Regions from separate parts of the Homo sapiens genome. Here region 1 is linked to region 2. A link is a contact called in ENCODE Hi-C or POLR2A ChIA-PET data. All regions are on one chromosome and are shown on one strand. Each heading gives the region's core, a stretch centred on a gene start or an enhancer-like site at or near the end of the contact. The rest is flanking DNA. Distances are from core to core; before and after follow the strand shown.

Region 1 (5,555 bases), core at 1,858-4,357, 530 kb before region 2:
TATTAGGAATTTTGGCTTGGCAGGGTCTGATTGGAGGGTGTCAAATTTGACTACACGGGTATGTTGAGGTGGATTTTACCCCTGGATCTTTCTGGTCAACAGACCCTTTGCTCCTGAAAGAGTTCCAGCATTTAGGTTCCGATCATGTCTAGGTCTTCTTGGTACCACAGGGAGGAATCATTGGTTCTGGGTGTTGTTAGATGTCAAAGCATTTTCTATTGGGCATGCCCTACTGACATGACTTGGAGTTTTGGCTCTGTCATACCTACAAGAGAACATGACATTCTGTTATCAAAAGAGTAGGCCCAGTTTGGATTGGTCCTGAGGTTACAGCATGCTGAGCACTTTTGAATGAAAAGAAATGGGAAGGTCTTAGAAGCTGCCTTAGAACCAAGGACTTTCTAACCTTCTCTTGCCCCCTGACCCCCACCCTAAGTACAGGGAGAAGCTCTCTCTAGAAGTTCCCTTATCTGACTGAGAAAATTTCTTTCAGAAGAAATGCAATTGTCTCAAATCTCCCTCCACAGGAAACTCATCAAATAACCAGGAAAGATTAACCACTGGAGAAGAATAAAAACTAAAAGTCACCAACTCACCACTACACCTAGAGAGACTTTTAATCTATTCTTCTGATGGGAGCTCTAACAGATTACCTGAGAGACCTTATGTGCATAATAAGACAACCTTTGTTCACAATGGAGTTCTGCCCCTCACCTTCCCACAATTTGTTGCCACCTCCTCCAGAGCTCATAAGAACTTTGTCCCAAGGCATTGTTTGTTCTTGGGGCTCATTCATTTCCCCTAAAAATTATTTGCTAGCCCTCCCTAAAAATTATTTGCTAGCCCTCAAAATTGCCTACATTTCCCCCATCTCCGTCTTTCCTGGGTGCCATTTAAGTAAGCATCAGCCACCTGTTCCTTCTTTGAGCCTCATATTTTGTATTACTCCTGTGCACACTCACACACTAATACACTTGTATGCCTTTTCTCCTGTTATTCTGTCGATTGTCAGTTAATTTCAGCAAATCTTTAGAGGGCAGAGGGGAAACTTTTTTGCTCCATACCCTCATTCAGTTCTCAGCAAAAAAATCAGCTCCTCAGTGATGCACTCTCTAAGTGCCCTGCCTCAAGTAGCCGTTCCTCCAATCCCCAGCACCTCTGTCTACCTTGCTCTGATTTGTTGTATTCATAGCACTTACTACTCTGGAATTTTCTTCTTAAGTGTTGATTGTCTCTGTGCTCCCACCACCCACAGTAGAGTGTAAGCTCCAAGACAGCAGAAACTGTGTCTTTCTTGTTGACCTTTTCTATCTCCAGTTTTTACAATAGGGCTTGGCACATAGGAAGCACCCAATCAATATTTGTTGGATGAATGAAATGCCTGGGGAATAACATGAATAGATATTTCGTTCAAAGTGGATCACTGTCTGCTCTGTGGAAAGTAGATTAGGAGGAGGAGGCCAGGCTGGAAGCAAGGAACAAGTGGGAAGTTACTTTGTTGGTGCAAGACAGAGATGAGATGCCCTTTTGCATATTAACTCTTCATAAGAGTTCAGTGAGTTAGTTCTACCCTTGTCATCACTCCCTCTGTTTTACAGATGAGGAAACTAAGGCATAGAGAAGTTCATACTGCCAATCACCTGAGTGGTGCTAGGATTTGAGCACACAGTCTGACTTCAGAGTCCATGCTCTTGGCCACTATGCCATATTGCCTTTTGTACCTGTAACTTTTATTTTTCTCTCCAAGCTTTTGCTTACGTTGTTTCTTCTTCCGGAATGCCTTTCGTTCTCCTTCTCCTCTGAATACTGCCCACCTGTCAAAGTCCCTCTCACTCACATCCTGTTCATCCTGCCCTTTTGTCTTGATACCTTACAGTCCACACCACGTCTTTTGCATGATTCCTGAGAGTATCTTATCTTACAGATATCCACAAAGAATCATACACTATCTGAGCTGGAAGAGAAATAGAAAATACAAAATCCAAAATACAAAATAAAGAAATTTATAGGAGGCCATTGGTTTGGACTGAGCTCTTCTGCTAGGCCTAACAGACCAAGCTAAAAAGAGTTAGTCCTGCTGAAGCTCCACGCCAATAAGCTGAAACGAAGATCTTTACGACCTTCTGAGTGTGTATGTGTGTGTGTGTGTGTGTGTGTGTGTGTGTGTGTGTAGGGGGGAGCTAAATTCCCAAACAGGCAAGTTTTAGGTGGCATGATAAGTCCCCTCCACTTTAACCTTTACAAGAAAAGTAATTTTGAAATTACCAAATGACCAATCCGCTTTTTGTTCTCTGTTCCTGTTTTCCTCAGTCCTTTTCTGTCTATAAAACCAAGTTCTCCTGTTCAGCTCATTGGAACAACCATTATATTTTATAGTATGAGGCACTGCCCAATTCTATAGAATCGCACCTTAAGTCCCAGCTACTCCGGAGGCTGAGGCAGAAGGATCACTTGAGGCCAGGAGTTCCAGGATGCACCTGTGATAGCCATGATTGCTATGACCGCACCTGTGAATAGCCACTGCCTTCCAGCCTGGGCAACATTGCCAGAGTCCGTCTCTTAAGAAAAAAAAAATCTTTGAACTAAGTTTGTTGTGATTTTGTCTTTTGACAAAGAAGAAAGGGCAATGTGAATTGCCCCAAATCACAGAGCGAAATGGTAGTAGTCAGGACCAAAACACTTTCTTAGCCGTTTTCTTAGTTCTTGTACCCATCTGTTTCTGTATTTTCTTCACCAGGCCATCCAGCAGTGTCTCTTAAAGGGTAGCCCGAGAAACAACTGACTTAGAAAAGCGTGGGGCACAGTCTGTCTACGCAGACCCGAGGAATCTGCATTTTAACAAACTCACTGGGAAATTCTCGCGCACGCCAAGGTTTCAAAGACCAGGGTCCCGTGGCACAGTGCCGCACAGTTGTCAAAACAAGTGCTGTCCAATTGTTTTGGTTTTAAATTCTCACTGCGTCATGGGAAATGTAGTTTCGAGCCTCCTCTCTCCCGACGCCCCAGCCAATCCTCCGGCGCTTTACGGAACGAGCCGAGTCAATCCGGAAATAACCGAGTGTTCGTGGCGGGCCCTTTCCTGCCCGGCTGCATTCTGGGAAAGGGCAATTTCCGTTAGGTGCTGAAGGCTGTGGCGCGCGGCTGTCCCCATTCCCACGTGAAGCGCTACGCTAGCATCGCTCGGCTGGCGGCTCCCAGCTCGCCGCGGAGCAGTCCCGGCAGCAGCGGGGGACCGGAAGTGGCTCGCGGAGGCTCAGAAGCTAGTCCCGGAGCCCGGCGTGTGGCGCCTCGGAGCACGGTGACGGCGCCATGTCCCTAATCTGCTCCAGTGAGTGTTGGCTGCGGCCAAGCGCGGGTCTCAGGAGGCCAGAGAGCGGCGCGGGAGCGTGTGCGGTCCGCTGCGGCGCCCGGGCCGGGGTGGAGGCGGGAATGGGGCGCTCCGGAGGCCGAGCGGCGGCCTGTCAGCACCGGAGCCCCCCCCGTCGGAGCGGGGTGCATTTGCGCAGTGCCCCGCAGTTTACATAGTGCCTGAGGTTTATTGTCGCAGACATTACTGAGGCCGGTCGCCTCATTCTACAGAGTGGAAACAGGTCTGGACAGAGAGAGCTGGTGCAAGGGAAGCAGCCTTAATGTAGGAGTCAGAAAACTCGAGGTCTTGTCCAGGGTCCGCCTCCCATTGGCTTTATGAATTGGCTCAAGGCTCTGGGCCTCGGTTTCCCCATCTGCAAAATCGAGAGCATTGCAGTGGATGTTTTGCGAGGCCTCGCTCGGATAGTCGGAGCTTTTGCAATTTGCAAAGGTCACATGATGAGTTAGAGGTAGAGGCAAGGCTGGCAGCCAGGTATCTGGCTCCCAGCCTTACACTGTATGACTAATAAAAACAGCGCACATTTATAAGCCCTTATTGGTTTACAACGCGCTTCCAAGTCTATGATCTCATTTTATCCTCACAAGAATTCCCTAAAGGAGAAATAAAGATCCTGGTTTTGCAGATGAGGATGCAAGGCGCAGGAAGAGCGGGGCTTATCTAAGGATGCGTAGCTAGTCAGTGGCAGAGCTGGGTGACGTAGTTAGGTGACACGGATCTTGGACCCTGAATCCATGCTTTTTTCATACCTTCCACTATCTTTCCCTTTGATATTTTATCATGACGTACAGACATTTTCCTTTCCCTTTTCGTTGTTTCATCAGATTACTCGTTTCCCCTCCCTTTTGCTATTCACTTCCTTCTCTTCTCAGAACCTGTACATTGATCCAAAGAGGGGGAAGAAGGAAGGGAAATGATGGAAAAGGAATCCCTCACTTTGAAGAAATTACAGCTCGCAAAGTACCTTCACATTTATTGTTTCCTTCCAATCTTCGGGAAGCTCTCTTTTACGTTCCCCAGCACCATCCTTCCTGGCATGGTTCACTCATTTGTTAGATGTTTACCGAGTGCCCTGGGGGCATCTGCATTGTACTGGAAGTGAGAGACCAGCTGTAATCCTTATCCTCAAGGGGTGCACAGTCTACGCAGGCAAGAGTGTAAATGATACCTCTATTGCGGGTTGTTGTGAAGATGAATTACTGTACTGTATGCCTAGAATTGTGCTTGGCACATAGAAATGTGCCATGCAAATGTGCCATGTAAATATTTTTAAATATTTTTATTGTAGCGATTGCCACTTTGCTCCTTGGAATCTTCCAGGTGATAAGTGTCTGTACGCTAATCAGTTGACTGGTAGCTGGTAGACTCAATAGCTTCAGGATGGGGACTGGTCACCTAGGAAGACTAAAGGGTATTAGAAGGTTGGGATTTTCAGTCCTACCCCCCATTTACCTGGGGAAATGAGAGGAACTGAAGTCGTCACTAGTGACCAGTGATTTATTGAATCATGCCTTTGTAATGAAGTTTTCATAAAAATACAAAAGGACAGGATTCAAAGAGCTTCTGTATAGCAGAACATGTGGGGGTTCCTGGAGGGTGGGGTGCCCAGGGAAGGCATGGGAAGCTCTGTACTTCTCCCATACCTCATCCTATGCTCCTCTTCATCTGTATCCTTTGTAATATCCTTTACAATAAACTGGTAAACATAAGTGTTTCCCACAATTGTTTGAGTCACTGTTGCAAATTAATTGAACCCAAAAAGGAGGTCATGGGAACCCTGATTTACAGCTGGTAGATCAGAAGAACAGGTCAAACAACCTGGGGCTTGCGATTGGCATCTGAAGGGGCGGGGAGTCTGGTGGGACTGAGACCTCAACCTGTATGATCTGACACTATCTCCAGGTACCTGGTGTCAGAATTGAATTGGAGGACACCCAGATGGTCACATCTGAGGTCACAGAAGTATTTTGTTTTGTCAGAGAATAGGAGAAACTGAGTTTGTTATTCCTGTATTCTCAGACTTTATAATTTCTTTGATAATCTGTCTGGAGCTATAGACTAAGATGGATGGCAGGGATTTGAATGGCTTCATGTGTATCTCCATGTCATGGAGTAAACTGTATTCATAGAGTACACAATCATTGTTCAGATATGAGGTGGTGATAATGGACTGCTATTCTCTAGGTGC
Region 2 (5,629 bases), core at 1,490-3,989:
TGAGGGGAATAATGTTGAAGCTGAATCCCTGCAGTGGAGTCAGGGTGAGCCTTCCAGCACATCTTTAAAGCCAGAGAAGGAGAAAAAGTGTCAGGCTTAGAGAAATTCTAGGTTCCAGAATCAAACAGTAGTTCATGATAAAATGATAATCATTGCTAACATTGATTGGGCACGTACTATGAATGTGGCATTCTATTAAGAGCTTTGTGACAGTCTCATTTAATCTGCAGTCTCAGAGATGGGTGCTGAACTTTGAAGATAAGAAAAATGAGGCTTGGAGAGGTGAAATAGCTTGTGCAAGATTGCTTATCTAGCAGGTAGTGGAGGCAAGATTTGGGCACAGGCCATCTAACACCAGAGCTCTTCTATATCCCTGTAGGTTTGTTCTTGCCCGGCTAGCTACAACTGATTCTCATCCTCTCTATTCTTCCTCCCCTATTGTTGAAGCATTGGCTGCCACTCATCAGTTCCATATCCTCTCCCAGGGACATTGCTGATCTTAGGGAATATAGGTTGAAGATTTCTTTTTCCCAACTTGCTTTCATGTTGTAGAAACTTGGCTTTTACCTTGCTCTGTGTGGCTCAATAGCCCAAATATACCAACTAGACTCCTTCCTACTAGTCTTCGTCACCAGCCTCCTGAGTTCTGGGTTCCTTTCTTTATTTTTCGAATCTCATACCTAAGGACTGCAGAAAATGCTTGATTCTCAGCCTGAAGCTAGGACTCGAAAGTTTAATTGATACTTTCAGGCTATAGCCTATCTGATACCATGAACATTTATTTTCCTTTGTTATTTCTTAACTGTTTGTTCTGTTTGAAAGAGTGCATAAAGTACCACCATTACAAGGGAATACAGTTTGAAGAAGAAAACAAATTAGCTCCTTAACTTTCAACTGCCACCCGATCACTCTTGTTTCCTATGCACATATTCTTTACATTCTCTCTTCCCATCTGTCACTTTATCTCTCTCCTCTTTATATATGTTCACAGACATTCACAATTCTACGGAAATAGTCATTCTATCCATGCCATTTTATAACTGTTCTTTTTGTACTCAACATTATTCTGTAGACATCTTTGACCGATGAATAGAAATAATAAAAAGCCTAAATTTAAAAGCAAATGATAGATTCTGATACATGGCACAACATGGATGAACCTTGAAGACAATATGGCAAGTGAAATAATCCAGTCACAAAAGGACAAATATTGTATGATTCTACTTATGTGAGGCACCTAGAAGAGTCAAATTCACTGAAAGTAGAATGGTGGTTGCCAGGGGCTGGCGGGAGAGGGGAATGGAAAGCTATTGTTTAATGGGCACGGAGTTCCAGTTTGGGAAGACAAGAAAGTTCTGGAGTTGGGTGGTGGTGATGGTTGCACAATGGTGTGAATGTGCTTAATGCCACTGAACTGTACACCTAAAAATGGTTAAGGCTGGGTGCAGCGGCTCATGCCTGTAATCCTAGCACTTTGGGAGGCCGAGGCGGGCAGATCACCTGAGGTCAGGAATTCAAGACCAGCGTGGCCAACATGGTGAAACCCCGTCTCTACTAAAAAAATACAAAAATTAGCCAGGCATGATGGTGAGTGCCTGTAATCCCAGCTACTCAGGAGGCTGAGATGGGAGAATCGCTTGAACCTGGAAGACAGTGGTTGCAGTAAGCCGAGATCACGCACTCTAGCCTGGGTGACTGAGCAAAACTCTTTCTCAATTAAAAAACAAACAAACAAACAAACAAAAAACAACAAAAAAACACATGGTTAAAAGGCTACAATTATTTTAAGCATATTTTACTACAACCAAAAAGCCAAATGGTATATTTAAATAAATGGAGGTCTCTAGATTCATTTAATCAATCACATGTTCATGACTATTTAGGTGGTTTCTATTTTTTCTTTTTGCCACTATGAACAATGCAATAATGAACATCTTTGCACTTTTGTGATACCTCCTGCATTTAATTATCTCACAGTGATGTATGGAAGTGGAATTATTACATTTAAATCTATGACACTTGAATTTAGATACACGTTGCTACTTTTAGAAGGAATCCTATATAACCAAGATTCTTTATGTTTCACAAAAGTCTCCAGACTGATGCTATCATCTCCAAACACCACAGTCTGAGAGGATGCTTTGTCCTTCCACATTCGCCTTGAGGAGATAGACTGGAGGGACCCACAGCTTTCAAGACAGCTCTAAAATCCGTGCTTTGAAGATAAATCATGACATGGAGGTCAACAGCTCTGCCCAGCAATTTTCTGTATTACAGAATTAGAGTAGGACCATGGGGTTCTAATGCAAGATTCAGTCTAATTGCACAGTATTTGTTGAGAGTAGACTCTGTAAGACTGAGTGACACACCAGGAGAATGCAGAACATTGAGGAAAATCACCTCAATGAGGGAAACCTAAGAATGGTTTTACCCAATTTTCTTATTTGACAAGTGAGTAAACTGAGACCCAAAAAGGGGACTGAGCTGACGCTCCAACTCACACAGGTGGTCAGAATCAGAGACAGGATGATAATCCAATTCCCTGGCTGTCTTTTCAAAAGCACACAATCTTCCCCAAAAGTCATGATCTAAACCAAGGTGTCTACCTGTTCTCGCAGCCTGGTCCTGTGTGCTGTGGCTGGGGATCAGCTCACCTCTGGGGAGCGCTCAGCTGGAACCTCCCACTGGCTGTTCCTGCCAGAACGATCTTGGTGCTCTGCTCTCCAGCCTCTGAGACTTCCTGTCCCTTTCTTAGAGCAGTATTTATGATTACACAGGATGTGAATTTTGCTGTAGTTACAGACAGTTGATATATAAAAAGTGCCTCTGCTTCCTCTTTCTAAATTCTGAGGTCTGGCAAAATGACACAAGATAGAAGTGACACATGAGAAAAAGACCTTTGTGCAGACTAGTGATTTGTACGGTCCCAGTTAAAATTCATTTTCCCTACTCCTACATAGAATTATTTAAGTCATCTAGTTTTGCTTAGCCTGAGTTTTCTTGTCTATTAAATAAATGGTGGATGGATAATAATAATTCCACTCTGTGGGTGTTGGGAGAATTAAAGAAAAAAGATGCAAAGAGTTTACAAAAAGTAGACAATAAATATTGATAATAGTAATGTTAGTTTTGAATTTTGGAGAATCTATTCTCTCACTTTCCAGGCTCTTGGTAAGCTGAAAGCAACCTGTGGAAAATTCCGTGTCTCCTTGTTACTTCTTTTGGGTGTTTCCATTCTCCATCTTTGGCCTCATGCTCAGGGAAGTCCAGGCACATCTTGGGAAAGATGCCAGTGGATTGGCCTCAGAGGCAGAGTCATCAGGCTCCACACAAGCTCATATTTGGGGAAGTATTTGTTGTTGAGGGGACACTGTTGCCACTTTCACATCCCTTTTAAGGCTTCTTGTAGACTAGCCATTGTTCAGAAGGGTAGGGTTTAAGATGGCTCTGGGACATGCAGCAGCTGGCGGCACAACATGCTCCATATACAGTCTCCATTTCCTGAAGGGTGGCAAGGCTATCCCCTAAGAGAGGAGCAAACCTAAGCCTGGGAGATTTAAATAACTCATAAACTACTTGGAGGGTATTTTAGTCCAGTTCTTCTCCAAATGAGGTGATATTGCTGAAGGAATCTGCCCCCAGTCACATGTCTAGTCTGTGGAAGAGGCAGGAATCTAATTCACATCTCTTGGCACTGAGGTCTGGGCTTGCTTCATGGCAAGAGTCTGCCATTTGGTCAACATCTTTTTTTTTTTTTGAGATGGAGTTTTTTGCTCTTGTTGCTCAGGCTGGAGTGCAATGGTGCAGTCTCAGCTCACTGTAACCTCCACCTCCCAGGTTCAAGTGATTCTCCTGCCTCAGCCTCCCCAGTAGCTGGGACTATGGGTGCCCACCACCATGCCTGTCTAATTTTTGTATTTTTACTAGAGACAGGATTTCACCATGTTGGTCAGGCTGGTCTCGAACTCCTGATCTCAGGTGATCCACCTGCCTTGGCCTCCCAAAGCTGGGATTACAGGTGTGAGCCACTGTGCCCAGCTTAGTCAACATCTTCATATCCACAACAAGCACTGTCTTTGCTTAAGAAAACTTCCAGGATCCAGACCTTCCTCTGGGTCTATGACCTGTTTTGACCAAATTGTTAAAGAACCTTGGTCATTTGGGCTTCTTTCACACTTCTGAGCCTCAGAAGGAATTCGTGAGAAAATCAGTTAAATATCCAGTTCACTTTCTCATAAAATTTGAAAAAAGATTTTTCAGAATTGTTGTGAGGATTAAGTCAAATAACATAAAAGTCCCCACCATAGAGCCTGACATAAATGAACCATTAAGAAAATCTGGTATTTCTTGTCCAACATCTTCTCCCACCCCCTTTAGAGAAAAGTGTATTTTATCTCTAGATTGATCTCTGATCTCTAAGTGTAATCTATGTTTACTCTAAATTCATGCTCTTTTCCATTGATGGAAATCTCCTCAGCCCTTTGCAAACAGTCCTGGTGCTCTAGACAGGCAAGTGACTCACAGTCCTAGTGCCTACTTCAAGGATACGATCTCCCCGCCATCCCCACCCCAAGCAGACCATGAAGCTAGTAAAATGGAAATGCGTCTTATATGTTGGAGGACTCTAACAGCCTTGGACAGACTAACTGTATTTTTTTTCTCTAGCAGTGGAGATGACGGGCTGGGGCTAGGGCACAAGGTCTGGTTATCCAGAGAGAGATTCCTTGGAGCAGTGTTCATAGACCCCCCTGATGTTTGACTTGGTTATTGGCTCCACTCACGGAATTTTCTCCCTGTTTCTTAGAATCTCGTATCACGCCACCGGAATGAAAGTGAAACGATTTTTCCCCCCAACTTCAGCATTTTACAGGTGGGGAAACTAAAGGCCAGGGATTGCTTAGGGAGTTAGTAGTGACTGGGCTGTGGCTGATTCATGCAGTTTCTATGTCTGTATTATTTCAGTGTTTTCTTTATGCCTTTGCAGTTCTTTAATACACAGGTAATGACTCTTTCTAGCAAGTATTCTCTGCTAAAATAACAGAAGGTTTCTGTCTTTTGGCTGATAACCTAAATTACAGAGAGGTTAAGTAACTTACCCTGTCACACACCCTAGAAAGTAATGAAGTCTAGATTTGAATCCAGGTAATCTTAATTCAGGGACTGTGCTCTGTGATCGTTTTTTTTTTTTTTTTTTTTGACGGAGTCTTGCTCTGTTACTCAGGCTGGGGTGCAGTGGCGGGATCTCTGCTCACTGCAAGCTCCGCCTCCCGGGGTCACGCCATCCTCCTGCCTCAGCCTCCCAAGTAGCCGGGACTACAGGCGCCCGCCACAACGCCTGTTTAATTTTTTATATTTTTAGTAGAGACGGGGTTTCACTGTGTTAGCCAGGATGGTCTCGACTCCTGACCTCGTGATCTGCTCGCCTCAGCCTCCCAAAGTGCTGGGATTACAGGCGTGAGCCACTGTGCCTGGCTGGGACTGTGCTCTTAACTGCTATATTATTACTTCCAGGAACTTGCTTTACTGGTCATCTGGACTTGAACAGTAAATCCCCAAACCTGGTGTGAGACCCTACCTTCCAAGTGAAATACAAACAAATGGTTATTTCCTGGTGCTCTTGATATCAGAA

What was found. A loop is a pair of places that touch in the nucleus more often than their neighbours do. ChIA-PET counts read pairs that join two places held with the same protein, here RNA polymerase II (POLR2A). Pooled maps may share reads with other maps.
Region 1: a loop to region 2 is called in a map with no recorded cell type, with 5 times the contacts of the local background. The contact joins the promoter of PRPF19 here to the promoter of MS4A7 in region 2. A Hi-C loop is called at or near these places in 10 of 37 single-sample maps with no recorded cell type and 7 of 50 pooled maps. POLR2A ChIA-PET finds 5 or more read pairs at or near these places in 1 of 52 experiments (GM12878).

The regions. Positions count from the first base shown.
Region 1 is chr11:60,904,137-60,909,691 of GRCh38, reverse strand. It overlaps PRPF19 (pre-mRNA processing factor 19), which reads left to right and starts at 3,107. Exons shown (of 16, transcript NM_014502.5): 1 at 3,107-3,328. The coding sequence starts at 3,310. PRPF19-DT (PRPF19 divergent transcript) reads right to left here and starts at 2,913. Exons shown (of 2, transcript NR_186697.1): 1 at 2,849-2,913; 2 at 1-265. RefSeq lists enhancers at 2,655-2,774, 2,888-3,475 and a silencer at 3,415-3,514.
Region 2 is chr11:60,375,642-60,381,270 of GRCh38, reverse strand. It overlaps MS4A7 (membrane spanning 4-domains A7), which reads right to left and starts at 2,739. Exons shown (of 7, transcript NM_021201.5): 1 at 2,607-2,739. RefSeq lists enhancers at 2,738-2,787, 3,468-3,707.